Linked DNA regions of Homo sapiens: region 1 is linked to region 2. A link is an interaction called in ENCODE POLR2A ChIA-PET data of the cell type or tissue named here. Cell type or tissue: GM12878. All regions are shown on one strand. Each heading gives the region's core, and the rest is flanking DNA. Links, peaks and the distances in the headings are about the cores only.

Region 1 (8,017 bases), core at 1,993-6,992, 140 kb after region 2:
GATACATACTTATTAATCCTCATAGTAACTTTCTGAGGTGAACAAAATAAAAAGTTTTTTTAATTTGCAAGTAAGGAAATGGAGGTTGTTTGATATTAAAAGATATCCATAAGTCATATACTTGGTGAGTATTGAGGCTGAGACTAGTTTTCTGACTCAAGTTTAGTATTTTTGTTAACAATATTTCCCAGAAGGGCCTGATAAAATAAAGAAGAGTGGGTGTGGGTGTGGGTGTGGGTGTGTGTGTGTGTGTGTGTGTGTGTAAGTGTCTGTCTGTTTCGGTTTTCATGGTCTGAGAAATTTTTCCCCAAGGGAAACATTAAGACTAAATTTTTTTTGTAACAAATACAGAGATGTTTGAAGTAAAGTGATTCCCCTTGATGTTTCTGCTTTCCAGTCTCATCTCACTTAGGGAACCACTGCTCATGGTTTGCTGTATATCTTTCCAAATGGTTCTCTGTGATTATTGATAGAAATGTATAAACGTAAAATAGGATTTTTTCTTTTTTTGTATTTTATAGAAAAAGATCATGCTATGTTTGTTACTTTGTCACCTGTTTTGTTTTTCTTAAATTATAAAAGTCGGTATTCTTTTAAATTGTTCTTTTAAAACATTATTTGATTTTCCAAAATTTCATTTATATACCATCTACCAGAAGCCTATTTATTTTAAAACATGAGATAGTACCTCATAGTTGGATAAAATTGAGGGAAATTATCATTTTCCAAAGGCAACATCATTCTATATTAATTTATATAACATAGAAAATGTAACCCCCTCAATAATTGTTTAGTTCTAAACTCAGGAGAATTGCTTGAACCTGGGATGCAGAGGTTGCAGTGAGCTGAGATCGCGCCATTGCACTCCAGCCTGGGCGACAGAGTGAGACTCCGTGTCAAAAAAACAAAAACAAACAAAAAACTGTATCAGATTGTTTTCTGTTTAAGTTTAGATGCCCTTATTTATGGCAGGGGCACTGGCGTCTTTGATCTGGTACTATGATTATTAAGAGTGTTAACTGCTGTGCTGTTGTAAAAAGTAAAAAGAACATGTAATAATCAATTTTTATATGCAGAGCTAATTTCTTTAGTTATCCAAACTGGATTTAGAAAAAAAAATGTTTTATTTATGGACTTAGTGAAAACTTTATACTGATTATACAAGGATGTTTTGTCTCTAAAAAACAATGGCACAAAGGAAAGGACCTTTTCTGTTGCTGTATAACAGCTACTGAAACATATTCATACTTGGTGTTTAGGGGAAAGCCATCTTTACATAGAAATAGAAGCAAGCCAGGCAAGGTGGCTAAGAAGCAACATCACTGAAATCACACATGCCTGAGATGTAAATATAAATTATTTCCCTTAAATGTCTTTGGAGAACCATAAATTTATTGGAACTCTCTTTCAATTAATTTTCCAAAAGTATTTATATTTTATAACTTACAAAAATCGAATGGAAATTAGATAAGGAAATGTTCCACAATGCTCATGTTGTTGTTACCAAAAACTCAAAAGGGTTAAAAGAAATTAGATTTCTAAAAGTGTAAGGTGTTAATTCCGTTTATGCATAAAATTGCTTTATAAAGTGTAATTATGCTTGATTCTTTTTTTGTTGTTGTGTTTTAGAAAGGGTGTCTCACTGTGTTGCCCGGGCTAGTCTCAAACTCCTGGCCTTAAATGATCCTCCTGCCTCAGCCTCCCAAACTGCGGGGATTACAGGCAGCCACCATGCCCAGCTGTTTGATTCTTGAATATCCATGGTGTACTTTAAAATTATTTTTAATTAAAAATTTTTGCTTGAACTGCCCTTATGACATTTATACAAGTATATTCATATAACCAAACACATACAGTATTTCTAATATAAAAGTTTTGGTGGGTTTCATTAAGGAATGAATTAATTTGGCCAATTTGGAAATGGTTTTTCCAGATAACCGGGAATCTAATGAAATACTCAAGTTGGTTCCTTGTTCCAAAGCACAACAATCTGTGACAAGTTAATTTATTTTGAAGTCTTCTGAAGACCCAACCTTCACTGCCTTCAAACTTTACTCCCATTGAATTAGGAGGTGAAGGCAGAAGTTATTCAAGGCCACCTGTCTTTTGGGCTGTGTCATGTAGGTTCTGAAAGGCATAAGTCTGAACCGAGCCATGCCTGCCTAGATTCTAGTCATAATAACTGAAAAGACTAGAAAGGGTGTGGTCTTGGTTTCTTTCACTTGAGTTGGCAAATTTGGCAAACACTATCAGACAAAATAGCCTACCACCTCCACTGACTTTGTTTTTTAGAGTGAACAGAAAAAGAAAGTTTGAAAAAAATCGTTATTCCAAGAACAGTTTCATCTGCTCCTGCTCTTAGAAACTCAGTTAAAGTAATATACCTTTAGAAAAAGTAATGAGAACGTATTTTTAATTGATTGCACATAATCTCATGGTACTAGAGTAGTATATATGATATGCTTTTTTTTTTTTTGAGAGAGAGTCTTGCTCTGTTGCCCAGGCTAGAGTGCAGTGGTGTCATCACGGCTCACTGCAATCTCCACTTCCCAGGCTTAAGCGATCCTTCCACCTTAGCCTCCCGAGTAGCTGGGACCTGGGACTACAGGTGTGTGCCACTAAGCCCAGTTAATTTTTGTGTTTTTTGAAGAGACAAGGTTTTGCCATGATGCCCAGGCTGGTCTGGAACTCTTGGGCTAAAATAGTCTGCTCACCGAGGCCTCCCGAAGTGCTGGGATTATAGCCATGAGTCACAGTGCCTGGCTTTATGCTTTTTTTTTTTTTTTTTTTGGAGACAGTCTCACTCTGTTGCCCAGGCTGGAGTACAGTGGTGCAATCTCAGCTCACTGCAACCTCCACCTCCCGGGTTCAAGTGATTCTCCTGCCTCAGCCTCCTGAGTAGCTGGTATTACAGGTGCGCGCCACCACGCCTGGATAATTTTTGTATATTTGTGTAGAGATGGGGTTTCACCATGTTAGTCAGGCTGGTCTTGAACCCCTCACCTTGTGATCTGCCCTCCTCAGCCTCCCAAAGTGCTGGGATTACAGGCGTGAGCCACCGTGCCCAGTGTATGCTTCCTTTTTAACATAGGTAATTTGTGATGGTGTGGTTAAAAGGGAGAAATAAAATATGTCCTTAAATTAGCTATTTTAGCCACTTTATAAAGATTCTGAAACTACTTGCGACTATATAGCAATCTGATGTCTTTTCTTTTAAAAGTTATCACATGACTACAGTTGGATCTCAGTTGTCCAGTTACAGTCCCCCCTGTTACTGTGCCCTCTGAATAGTTTCTTGTATTAATAGTTGTGGGGCTGGGCGCGGTGGCTCATGCCTATAATCCCAGCACTTTGGGAGGCTGAGGTGGGTGGATCACCTGAGGTCAGAAGTTCAAGACCAGCCTGGTCAACATGGTGAAACCCCATCTCTACTAAATATAAAAAAATTAGCCGGGCCTGGTGGCCGTCACCTGTAATGCCAGCTACTCAGGAGGCTGAGGCAGGAGAATTGCTTGAACCTGGGAGGCGGAGGTTGCAGTGAGCCAAGATTGCGCCATTGTGCTCCAGCCTGGGCAACAAGAGCGAAACTTTGTCTCAAATAGTAATAATAATAATTGTTTAGTTTAGTATTTTGGGTATTCTGCCGAATAACAATTTTCAGCTATGTTAAATTCATGGAGTCGTAGCATTGCTCTGAGGCAGTTTAAAAGCTAAGCTGGAAAACATTTGCATATGTGTTTGGGAGGATCCATTGTGGACTTAAGCCAGTTTGGGAATAGACAATCTTGAGTGGGAAATAGTTTAGAAGATTTAATATGTATTGAAGATATCTTCATTTCTCAGACTGGAATGGCTGTGGGTAATAATAGTTCACCAGAATTAAAAATACAGAAATGCTTACAGATATACCCATACCTAGACACCTTGTTTCTTCAAGTTGTGTTTTTAGTAATTCATTGGAATAAAAATGAATGTGTTAAACATAAACGTTCTGGATGATTAAATAAACTATAATTGCTTAAAGTATTTTGAAGTAAATAATAGTTGATTGTAGAAATACAATTTTTTTTCTTTTTTTTCTTTAATACACAGGGAAGTCGAGATAACATGAGTATTGTACTAGTTTGCTTTTCAAATGCTCCCAAGGTCTCAGATGAAGCGGTGAAAAAAGATTCAGAGTTGGATAAGCACTTGGAATCACGGGTTGAAGGTAAGACAAATGCTTTTTAAAAATATAGACAGGCCAGGCACGGTAGCTCATGCCTGTAATCCTAGCACTTTTGTCGCCTGGGCGACACACCAAGGCTCTGTCTCAAAAAAAAAAAAATTTAGAGAGGGAAAGTATTCTTTTTGTTTATCAAATGATTATTTTAAAATTTCCTGGTCAGGCGCAGTGGCTCACACCTGTAATCCCAGCACTTTGGCAGGCTGAGGCGGGCAGATCATGAGGTCAGATCGACACCATCCTGGCTACACGGTGAAACCCCGTCTCTGCTAAAAATACAGAAAATTAGCCGGGCATGGTGGCACACACCTGTAGTCCCAGCTACTCGGGAGGCTGAGGCAGGAGCATTGCTTGAATCTGGGAGGTGGAGGTTGCAGTGAGCCGAGATTGCACCACTGCACTCCAGCCTGGGCAACAGAGTGAGACTCCGTCTCCAAAAAAAAAAAAAAAAAATTCCATAGGACAAACAAGTATTTCAAAACAAGTCCTTGAAAAAACACATCTATCTGTCTAAAATTTACTGTCTTGGACCAATTTCTGGGGATTGATTGACAGGGAGAAGACAAATATGTCTGTTTCACCACCAAAGAGAAACATAATTTGAAGGTAGTTCGTTAGAGCTTGCTGGTTTATTTTTTCTTTCTTTTTCTTTCCCTGCGTACATTCCTAGTAGTAAGTGGAGAATCCAGTGAAATTTCCCCTAACAGTGTCATGAAAACAAGTACTCTTAATTCCGCTAATACTAATTCTCCCTTTTCGGGTTAATTATCATTGGAATTCATTACGGTATCCTTTCCCTTTTATTGATAGAGTTAACATTAGTGTTTCAAAAGATTATTTTACATATTTTTTTAAACTTCATTTGGCAATAAATTTTTTTTTTTTTTTTTTTGAGATAGGGTCTTGCTCTGTTGCCTAGGCTGGAGTACAGTGGCATGATCTCGGCTCACTACAGCCTCAACTCCCTGGGCTCAAGTGATCCTCTCACCTCAGCCTCTCCCAAGTAGCTGGAACTACAGGCACGTGCCACCACAGCTGGCTAGTTTTCTTTATTTTTTGTAAAGATGAGGTCTCACTGTGTTGCCCAGGGTGGTCTCAAACTCCTGGACTCAAGCAGTCCTCCCACATTGGCCTACCAAAGTGCTGGGATTACAGGCATGAGCCAGCACAGCCAGCCTAATAATTTTAAACATACAGAAAAGTTGCAGAAGTATTACAGGATCTCCCATGTACATGTAGTGTCCTTTACCTAGATTCCTTATTTGTTTATGTAATACCACGTTTGGCTTATCTCTATATATACTTTCTGTAACATTCTCATTTTCTGTCTCCCTCCTTCCTTCCTTCCCTCTCCACCTCTCTCTCCTCTTATTCCCCTGCCCCCCATATTACTAACCTTTTTCCTGAGCCAAATCAATTGAAAGTTGCAAATATGATATATCAGTACTACTTAATAAAACGAAGATTACATGACACTACATAACTGTAGTATATCCATAAAAATTAGGAAATTGACCCAGCACGGTGGCTCACACCTATAATCCCAGCACTTTGGGAGGCTGAGGTGCACGGCTCACGAGGTCAAGAGTTGGAGACCAGCCTGGCCAACATGGTGAAATCCCATCTGTACTAAAAATACAAAAATTAGTCGGGCGTGGTGGCAGGTGCCTGTAATCCCAGCTACTCCGGAGGCTGAGGCGGGAGAACTGCTTGAACCTGGAAGGTGGAGATTGCAGTGAGCCGAGATCATGCCACTGTACTCTAGCCTGGATGACAGAGCAAGACTCCATCTCGGGAAAAAAAAATTAAGAAATTAACGTTGATACAATATTACTTTGTAATCCACAGATCCCATTTAAATTTCCCTAATTATCCCAGTAATGTCATATGTAGGTCCAGGATGCAGTCTAGAGCATGTGTGCTGCATTTAGCTGTCATGCCTCTTTAGTCTCCCTCAATGGAAAAAGTTCCATAGTCTTTTTTATTTCTGTTGACCTTGACATTTTTCAAGAGTACAGGTTTGTGGAATGTGCAGCTTGGGTTGGCTGATGTTTCCTCTTGATAAGATTTAGGTTATACATTGGCAGGAATACTGTGGAAGTGATTCTAGATTCTTCTCAGTGCATCACAATCAGGGAGGCATGTGATGTTGATTTATAATGTTAACATCTTTTGTGACTTGCTTGGGTTGTTGTCTTTCAGGTTACTTAATTAATAATTATGTTATACCTAATAAGTATTTAATAAATATGTTATACTTATTCATAAGTATTCTATGGGGAGGCACTTTGAGATTGTTAATAACCTATTGCTCATTAAGATTTTAGCAGATAGTTTTAGCATCCATTTGCGATTTTTGCCTGAAGAATGATAGCCAACTGGTGATTTTCTGATTCTGTCTTTTTTTTTTTTTTTTTTTTTTTTATGATGGAGTTTCGCTGTTGTTGCCCAGGCTGGAGTGCAATGGCATGATCTTGGCTTACCGCAGTCTCTGCCTCCGGGGTTCAAGTGATTCTCCTGCCTCACCCTTCTGAGTAGCTGGGATTACAGGCATGTGCCACCACACCCGGCCAATTTTGTATGTTTAGTAGAGAGGGGGTTTCTCCATGTTGGTCAGGCTGATCTCGAACTTTCTGACCTCAGGTGATCCGCCCGCCTTGGCCTCCCAAAGTGCTGGGATTACAGGCGTGAATCACCGCGCCTGGTTTAGTCATTCTTTTTATATGTATTAGCATTTTACTGCAAGGAAAAATGTTCTTTTCTGCCTGTTTGTTTATATGAGCACAGACTCACGGATTCCTGTTCTATTCATTGTATTATCAACTGTTTCAGGCAATGAGAGCCTCTTAAAACTTGTTGTAGCGTCTTTTTGTCCTGCCTGCAGCTATACAGTACTACAGGATTTATTATAGTTTTCTCCCTTTTCATATTTATAACTCTCTTCTACAGAAAGAAACCTGTCCTCTACTGTCAACCCAACAAATCTGTCACGGCTAACTCTCATGCATATGCCTTCCTCACTCCAAATTGCCCATCCCAGTTCACCCTATAGCCATCCTAAAGCTATGCTTACTGTGGTTAGGCATGAATATCCCATTCTGGATCAATTTGTGGCCACTATTTCCCCCTCCACTCCCTGAAAGATTTGTTTTGCTTAGCTAAGCAAATCCAATCGTGTTGGACAAAATTATTCAGGAACATGAGAAGGGAGAAGCTAGTCTGTTTATCTTTAACATAATTGCTGATATGTTTGAGTTTAAATCTGCCGTCTTTCGTGTTTCATCTATTTTTTTTTATCCTCCATTCTTGCCTTCTTTTAGATGTATTCCAGTTCATCCTAGGATTTGCTTATTAGTTACACATTCTTTAAAAAATTCCGTTTAGTAGGCCAGTCATGGTGGCTCACGCCTGTAATCCCAGCACTTTGGGAGACCGAGGCGGGCAGATCACGAGGTCTGGAGATTGAGACCATCCTGGCTAACACGGTGAAAACCTGTAACTACTAAAAATACAAAAAGAAATTAGCTGGGCGTGGTGGTGGGCGCCTGTAGTCCCAGCTACTCAGGAGGCTGAGGCAGGAGAATGGTGTGAACCTGGGAGGTGGAGCTTGCAGTGAGCCAAGATCCTGCCACTGCACTCCAGGCTGGGCGACAGAGCAAGACTCCGTTTCCAAAAAAAAAAAAAAAAAAAATTCCATTTAGTAAAAAGGAAAAAATTTAGTGGTTACCCTGAGAAAATGAAAATTTTTCAGTCTTAAGGCCCTTTTTTTTTTTTTTTTTCTTTTCCACTTTC
Region 2 (8,017 bases), core at 1,404-6,403:
GCCACTGCACTCCAGCCTGGGCACCATTGAGCACTGAGTGAACGAGGCTCCGTTTGCAATCCCTGCACCTCGGGAGGCCGAGGCTGGCAGATCACTCGCGGTTAGGAGCTGGAGACCAGCCTGGCCAACACAGCGAAATCCCGTCTCCACCAAAAAAATACGAAAACCAGTCAGGCGTGGCGGCGCGCGCCTGCAATCGCAGGCACTTGGCAGGCTGAGGCAGGAGAATCAGGCAGGGAGGTTGCAGTGAGCCGAGATGGCAGCAGTACAGTCCAGCTTTGGCTCGGCATCAGAGGGAGACCGTGTAAAGAGAGGGAGAGGGAGACCGTGGGGAGAGGGAGAGGGAGAGGGAGAGGGAGAGCAGTTTTGTTTTTTTTTTTAACCTCCCTCTTTTTTTTAACTTCCCCAAAGTGCCTATAGGATTCACTGCTCCCTCTACCATGATTCTATAACACTTTGTAAAGATCTGTTACAAATCCTGACACACTGTAATATCATTTGCTGTGAAGATGCCTGTATCTGTACTCACCCTTAGATTATGAATCCTACGCATCCTTCAAATCCTCACCTCCTTTTTATAGCTTTGTTGTTTGTCTCCTGAATGACTCTGCTGTTCTTACGTACCTTGTCCTAACCTTGGCACACTTAGGCAGGGGAGCAACAGAGTCACTGTAACTGCGATGGGATAAGAGATTTAATTCCATAGATTAAAGAGTTAGAATTTACAAAAGAGCTGGGGAACTGAAGATCCAGAACAGGAAGTTAGAGAATCAGAGAAAGAGTCACCCACCTGTCCATCCAAAGAGCCAACTCTATCTAGTCACTGAGGCAGAGGCATCCATGGGAAGCTGTTGCCTCTAGGTAGCTACCCTCTGTGTCAATTCACAACCAATAATTTGGTGTTGGGGAGGGGCCACTGTTGGTCAGTGGGGCCAGACTGGTCACAGAGAGGGAGAGTGAGAACAAGCTGGAAACTGCTGGGCAACTCTGTGTCTGTTGGTCATCTCATCTTACCATCAAATGACTCTCAGAGAAATGACTCCTCTTCCAAATCTCATGCAAGTTCTTTTGCCCAACTTTAACTCAGAACCATACAGAGAAGGAGACCCTGGGAACACCAGTGTAGCCAACTTGACACAGCACAAACAACCATGACATTGTATTATAGCCATCATTTACTTCTGTCTGTCTGCCCCTCAGCAAGGCTGAGAACTCCCCAGTGTGAGCAAGAATTCACTTACTTTTTTTTTTTTTTTTTTTTGAGACTGAGTCTTGCTCTATTGCCCAGGCTGGAGTGCAGTAGCACAATCTCGGCTCACTGCAACCTCCACCTCCTGGGTTCAAGTGATTCTTGTGCCTTAGCCTCCTGAGTAGCTGGGATTACAGGAGCGCTCCACCATGCCTGGCTAATTTTTGTATTTTTTTTTTTTTTTTTTAGAGACAGGATTTCACCATGTTGGCCAGGCTGGTCTCGAACTCCTGACCTCAGGTGATCCGCCTGCCTTGGCCTCCCAAAGTTTGGGGATTACAGGCATGAGCCACCATGCTCAGCCTGTCTTCCTTTTTTAAAAACTTTTTTTTGGTGTAGTCAAAGCCTAGGACATTATTGGCAGCATTGTAGACTAGATATCAATGGCTATTTTTGGAATTAAATTCAAAATGAAATACACTGAATTGAATAGACAGCAACTGAGTCTTATCCTTGTGTCTACAGCTCGGAGCACAGTACCTGAGGGCTCATGCTTCTCAATGGTGAGCGTCAAGTGGATATTTGTTAACACATGGAATTTCCCGGAGAGTTTGTTTCAGAAGGAAGATGGAATACACTTTGAGTGGAGGGTGAATCTGAGGATAAGTTCCAGCTGTTTCTATTGTTCATTGTTTGATTTTTTGATACTAGCCATTCTATTAGAAGAAAACATAGGAGATATGCTTCAGGACATAGACTTTTTTCATTCAAGATTAATAGAAGACATGGGCAGAGGGGTATGTGTGCGGGGGTGGAGGAATTATGCCCTTTTCCATGGGAATGAGAGAATGTGGAGAATGGTGCCTTGTGCAGAACAGAGCTCAGGGAAGAGAGAGGTAATTGAAACACCTGGTGATACCAAACCGTCATCTCAAGATTTTCTTATTGCTAAGCGCATGTTTAACTTCTTTTTGGTAATTTGGCTGGGAATCTGCCTCTACGGCAGTAGTTTGTCCACTTAAGTATATCTATATAAAATCAGCAGTGCCTTGTTGTTTTAATAACCTGTTTCACTCGACCAAATGAAAAGCCAGATTTTGACAGATTCCTTCTTGATTGGGGGATGTGTGCTGCTGTCTATCTGTAGAGATGGAGAATTGTGATTGGTGTTTTGTTTTTTTTTTTCGCCCCCACAGTTAAAGCATGCTCCTGGCTTAGGAACGGCAAGAAGCCACAGTGTCTTGCAGCTGCTCCTAAAGACTTCTTATCTGGGTGTGGGGGCTCACACGTATAATCCCAGCACTTTGGGAGGCAGAGGCAGGCAATGGCTTGAGCCCAGGAGTTCGAGAACAGCCTGGGCAACATAGTGAGACCCCCCCCATCTCTATTAATAATAATAATAATAATAAAACAAAACCTTCTAATTCTGGGTCAACCCTATACTTCCCCTGACCAGCTGTGGAGCTTTCTTCATCTAGGGCAGCAAGACGTCAAAGGCAGAGGAGAGGTTGACGCTTCCTGAAATCAGAATTTGTCCTCATACAGCAACTCTTGCCAGGCCTAGAAGAGAAAAACCTCTCAAAATTTACCTGCAAAAAAGGGAGAGAAAGAGTAAGAAAAAGTTTACTCACACTGGAAAAATGCCATGGTTAGCAATGACCAACAAAAGCTCTTCCTGGATTAGGAGTGCAGACCTAGATACTTTGGCCTGACCATTGACTGAAATCTCTCTAGTCTGATCTCTTAATACACACACACACACACACACACACACACACACACACACACAAACTCGTACTAGATACATAAGAGTATATTGGCCAGTTGCAGTGGCTCACCCCTGTAATTCCAGCACTTTGGCTGAGATGGGTGGATCACCTGAGGTCAGGAGTTCAAGACCAGCCTAGCCGACATGGCAAAACCCTGTCTCTACTAAAAATACAAAACTTAACCAGTCAAATAATAAAAAGTGTTGGTGAGGATGTGAAAATATTGAAAACTTCATATACTGCTGATAGAAATATAAAATGGTGCCATCACTTTGGAAACCAGTCTAACAGCTCATCAAAAATTTAAACATAGACTTTGCATTTGGTCCAGCAATTCCAGTCCTAGTTGTATACCCAAAAGGAACAAAAATAGGGCCAGATGTGGTAGCTCACGCCTATAATCCCAGCACTTTGGGAGGCCGAGGCAGGTGGATCACTTGAGGCCAGGAGTTTGAGACTAGCCTGGCCAACACGGCAAAAACCTGTCTCTACTAAAAATACAAAACTTAGGCTGGCATGGTGGCACATACCTATAGTCCCAGCTACTCAGGAGGCTGAGGCAGGAGACTCACTTTAACCTGGGAGGCGAAGGTTGCACTGAGCCGAGATTGCACCACTATATTCCAGCCTGGGTGACAGAGTGAGACTTTGTCTCAAAAAAAGAGTATATTGCCTGTGTTATGAGAAGAACCAGTTGTACTTCTTATAAGAGGCTTCAATTTGCATTTCCTTAATGATTAGTAATATTGAGCATTTTTTCATATATTTGTTGCCCATTTATGTGTCTTTTAAGAAATGTTCATTTCAGTTTCTTTGCCTATTTTTAAATCAGATTATTTGGGGATTTTTGCTGTTGAGTTGTTTGAGTTCCTTGTGTATTCTAGATATTAGCCACTTGTCAGATGAATCATTTTCCCCCACTCTCCAGGTTGTCTCTGTACTTTGTTGATTGCTTCCTTTGCTATGCAGAAGCTTTGCCATTTAATACAGTCCCATTTGGCTGCTTTTGTTTTTGTTGCTTGTGTTTTTGAAGTCTTAGCTCAAAGCTTTGCCTAGACCAATCTCCTGAAGCATATCCCCTATGTTTTCTTCTAATAGAATGGCTGTTATCAAACAAACAGCAACAGATACTGGCAAGGATATGGAGAAAAGGGAACTCTTATATACTGTTGGTGGGAATGTAAATTAGTATAGCCATATGGAAAAGAATATAGTGGTTTCTTAAAAAAAAAAAACAACTACAACTAAAAATAGAGCTACCATATGATCCGTCAGTCCTACTACTGGGTATTTATACAAAGGAAAGAAAATCAGTATAACAAAGGGATACCTGAAACCTCATGTCTATTGCAGAACTATTCACAATAGCTATGATAGTTTGGGCAAAGTGGCTTACACCTGTAATACCAACACTTTGGGAGGCCGAGGTGGGTGGCTCACTTGAGGTCAGCCTGGTCAACATGGTAAAACCCTGTCTCTACTAAAAATACAAAAATTAGCCCGGTGTGGTGGTGCATGCCTATAATCCCAGCTACTGGGGAGGCTGAGGTACAAGAACTTGAACCTGGGAGGTGAGGTTGCACTGAGCTGAGATAGCGCCATTGCAACCCAGCCTGGGTGACAGAGGGAGACAAAAAAAAAAAAAAACCTCACAATAGCTATGATATGGGATCAACTTAAATGACCATCAACAGATGAATGGATGAAGAAAATGTGGTATATACACAATGGAATACTAGTCAGCCTTAAAAAATGAATGAAATCCTGGCGTTCACAGCAAATGGATGAGCCTGGGGAACGTTATGTTAAATGAAACAAGGCAGGCACAGAAAGATAAATACTGCATGTTCCCACTCACATGTGGAAGCTAAAAAAACTTTTTTGAGCTCATGAAAGTAGAGAGGAGATCGTGGTATTAGAAGTTAGGAAGGGTAGGAAGAAAGGAAGGATGCAGAGAGGTTGGTTAAAAGATAACAAAATTACAGCTAGTTAGGAGGAATGAGTTCTAATGTTCTTCAGCACTGTAGAGTGAATATAATTTATTGTGTATCTTCAAAAAGCTAGAAGAGAGGATTCTGAATGTTCACAACACAAAAAATAATAAATATTTGAGATGATGGGTATGCGAATTACCCTGATTTGATCATTATACATTGAATACATGTATCAAAATATCACTCTGTATCCATTAATATGTACAATTATTGCATGCCAACTAAAAATAAAGGGAGCAGGGAAGAGCTTTCATTTATAAGGCACTTTTTGCAAACATTATCTTGTTTCATCCTCACATGAGAAAACCGAGGGTCAGAAAATAGCTTGTCCAATGTCACATAGATGTCAAGTGCTGGAGTCTTTTTACTCCAAAACCCATGCTATTTCAGCACCTCAAAAGTGCCTCACACACACACAGGGAGCCAAAGCCACCGGAGGGTTTGTTAGAGGAAAAAAATATTAAAACTATATTTATATGGCTGGGCACGGTGGCTCATGCCTGTAATCCCAGCACTTTGAGAGACTGAGGCAGGTAGATCTCCTGAGGTCAGGAGTCTGAGACCAGCCTGGCCAACATGGTGGAACCTCATGTCTACTAAAAATACAAAAATTAGCAGGGCATGGTGGCATGTACCTGTAATCCCAGCTACTCGGGAGTCTGAGGCAGGAGACTCAATTGAACCTAGGCGACGGAGTTTTCAGTGAGCCGAGATCACACTGCTGCACTCCAACCTGGGCAACAGAGCAAGACTCTGTCTCGAAAAAACAAAAACAAAAACAAACAAACAAAAAACAATATTTATAGCTGGGCATGATAATTATGTGGGGCCTGAGACAAGAGGATCATTTGAGCCCAGAAGTTTGAGGCTGTAGTGCACTATGATTGTGCCTATGAATAGCCACTACACTCTAGCCTGGGCAACATAGCAAGACCCCAACTCTAAAAAAGTTTTTTTAACTTAAAAAACAATATGCTAGGCCAGGTGTAGTGGCTCATGCCTGTAATCCCAACACTTTGGGAGGCCAAGGCGGGTGGATCACCTGAGGTCAGGAGTTTGAGACCAGCCTGGTCTAAATGGTGAAACCCCATCTCTACTAAAAATACAAAAAGCCAGATGTGGTGGCATGTGCCTGTAATCCTAGATACTCAGGAGGCTGAGGCAGGAGAATCACTTGAACTTGGGAGACAGAAGTTGCAGTGAGCCTAGATTTTGCCACTGCACTCCAGCCTTTGCAACAGGGTGAGACTGTGTCTCAAAACACACATGCACACACACACACGCACACGCACACAAAACTATATTTATAACTGGGCACGATGATTATGTGGGGCCTGAGGAAACAAAAAACCCACTATGCTAATAGTGTGACCTTCATCTGTATGAAAACATATTTATATGTATATACACCTGCACAGAAAACAGGAGGGCACAATACATTGAAATAGATGGGTATATTGGTGACTTGTTCTTTTTGACTCTCAGTATAACCTAGAGCAGCAATGTCCAATAGAGCTGTCTGCCATGATGGAAACGTCTGTGTTGTCCAATATGACTAGCCACTAGTGACATGGGTTTATTGGGCCCTTGATGATGTGCTATATCTGTGAAGTACACACTGGGTTTTTAAGACTTGGTCTGAAAAGCAAAATGTGAAATATCTAATTAGTTATTTTTTATATTGGTTAAATGTTGAAATAATAATATTTTGAATATATTGGGCTAAATGAACCAGTGTCAAAATTAATCTTATTTATTTCTTTTTTCTTCTTTTAATGTGGCTATTAGAAAATTTTAAATGATATATGTGGCTCACACAGTATATTTCTATTGAACAGCACTGGTCTAGAGTGCTTTTTTTTTTTTTTTTTTTTTGAGACAAGGTCTTACTCTGTCGCCCAGACTGGAGTGCAGTGGCATGATCTCGGCTCACCACAACCTCCGCCTCCCAGGCTCAAGTGATTCTCCTGCCTCAGCCTCCTGAACAGCTAGGATTACAGGCGCATGCCACTACGCCCGGCTAACTTTTGTATTTTTAGTAGAGATAGTGTTTCGCCATGTTGGCCAGGCTGGTCTTGAACTCCTGACCTCAAATGATCCACCCACCTCGGCCTCCCAAAGCACTGGGATTACAGGCATGAATTACCGCACCCGGCCTAGAGTGCTTTTTGTTGTTGTTTTTTCTTTTAGTCAACTGATCATATCACATGGTCTAGAGTTTAAGTGCATGAAATTTGAAATCAGACAAACTGGAGTTTAATTCCCAGTCTTCACTTTTCTAACTAGGTGACCTTGAGCTGGTTACTTAATCCCCAACCCTTGTTTTTTTTTTAGTTGTCAAACAGGGGTAATGGCTGAACCTAACTCAGATAGTTCTGTGAGGATTAAATGAGTCGCTCTTGTAAAGGGCCTATTACAGGGAATACCTGCCATATATTAACTGCTCAATAAAAATTAATAGTTATTCTGATTTCTAAATTTTCTATGGTGAATATGAATTTTTTATGTAATAAAGAGTAAAAAGAAAATCAAAACAATTAAATTTAATATTAAAGCAATTTATCCTTAACTACAATCAGAAGATAAATATGTTGTTCTAAAGCTGTGTGATAATGTTTGCTTTGTCATGTATTGGGGGTGTGTGTGTGTGTGTGTGTGTGTGTGCGCGCGCAACCCTTGGATGGGAGTGGAGTTGAGGACCGTGACGTGACCATTTATTAGGTAATCTCATTCTTCCCTCTGACCCTGGTCCTCTCTATTCCATCAAGGGGAGGGGATAATTGCATCATGGTTCTCCCTGGCACTCACAACACACCATGTGTTCGCCTATATTTAGCCAACATGAAGTCACTGAAACTCTATGCCCACTGGAGGCAATTTGTGCTTTGTTGTTTGTGGCTCACATGGCTTCTATCCTGACTGCTCTGCATAGTTTATGTCCTTAGATGAATTTAAAGGACTGAAAACCTTTTGTTGGTGGAAAAACTGTGTTTGGGGAGTCAAAACTGAAATACCAAATCAATGAGATCCTTGGAAGCGTCCCTGAGATGAATACCTGATGTTTC

What was found. ChIA-PET counts read pairs that join two places held together with the same protein. Peaks named below come from ENCODE experiments on the same cell type or tissue, not always from the same donor. Only the 100,000 strongest peaks of a DNase experiment are listed, where the experiment ranks them.
Region 1: POLR2A ChIA-PET joins it to region 2 with 5 read pairs; 4 of 35 experiments call an interaction of 5 or more read pairs at or near these places.

What each region holds. Positions count from the first base shown.
Region 1 is chr2:44,205,118-44,213,134 of GRCh38, forward strand. It overlaps PPM1B (protein phosphatase, Mg2+/Mn2+ dependent 1B), which reads left to right. Exons shown (of 6, transcript NM_002706.6): 3 at 4,093-4,210. Among named protein-coding and RNA genes, the nearest start is that of PPM1B, 40 kb to the left of the region's middle. In GM12878, for the core only: no CTCF peak of the experiment used is centred there; no DNase peak of the experiment used is centred there.
Region 2 is chr2:44,068,019-44,076,035 of GRCh38, forward strand. No RefSeq gene overlaps it. Among named protein-coding and RNA genes, the nearest start is that of LRPPRC, 76 kb to the left of the region's middle. In GM12878, for the core only: no CTCF peak of the experiment used is centred there; a DNase peak (open chromatin) is centred at 3,806; H3K27ac peaks cover 409 bases.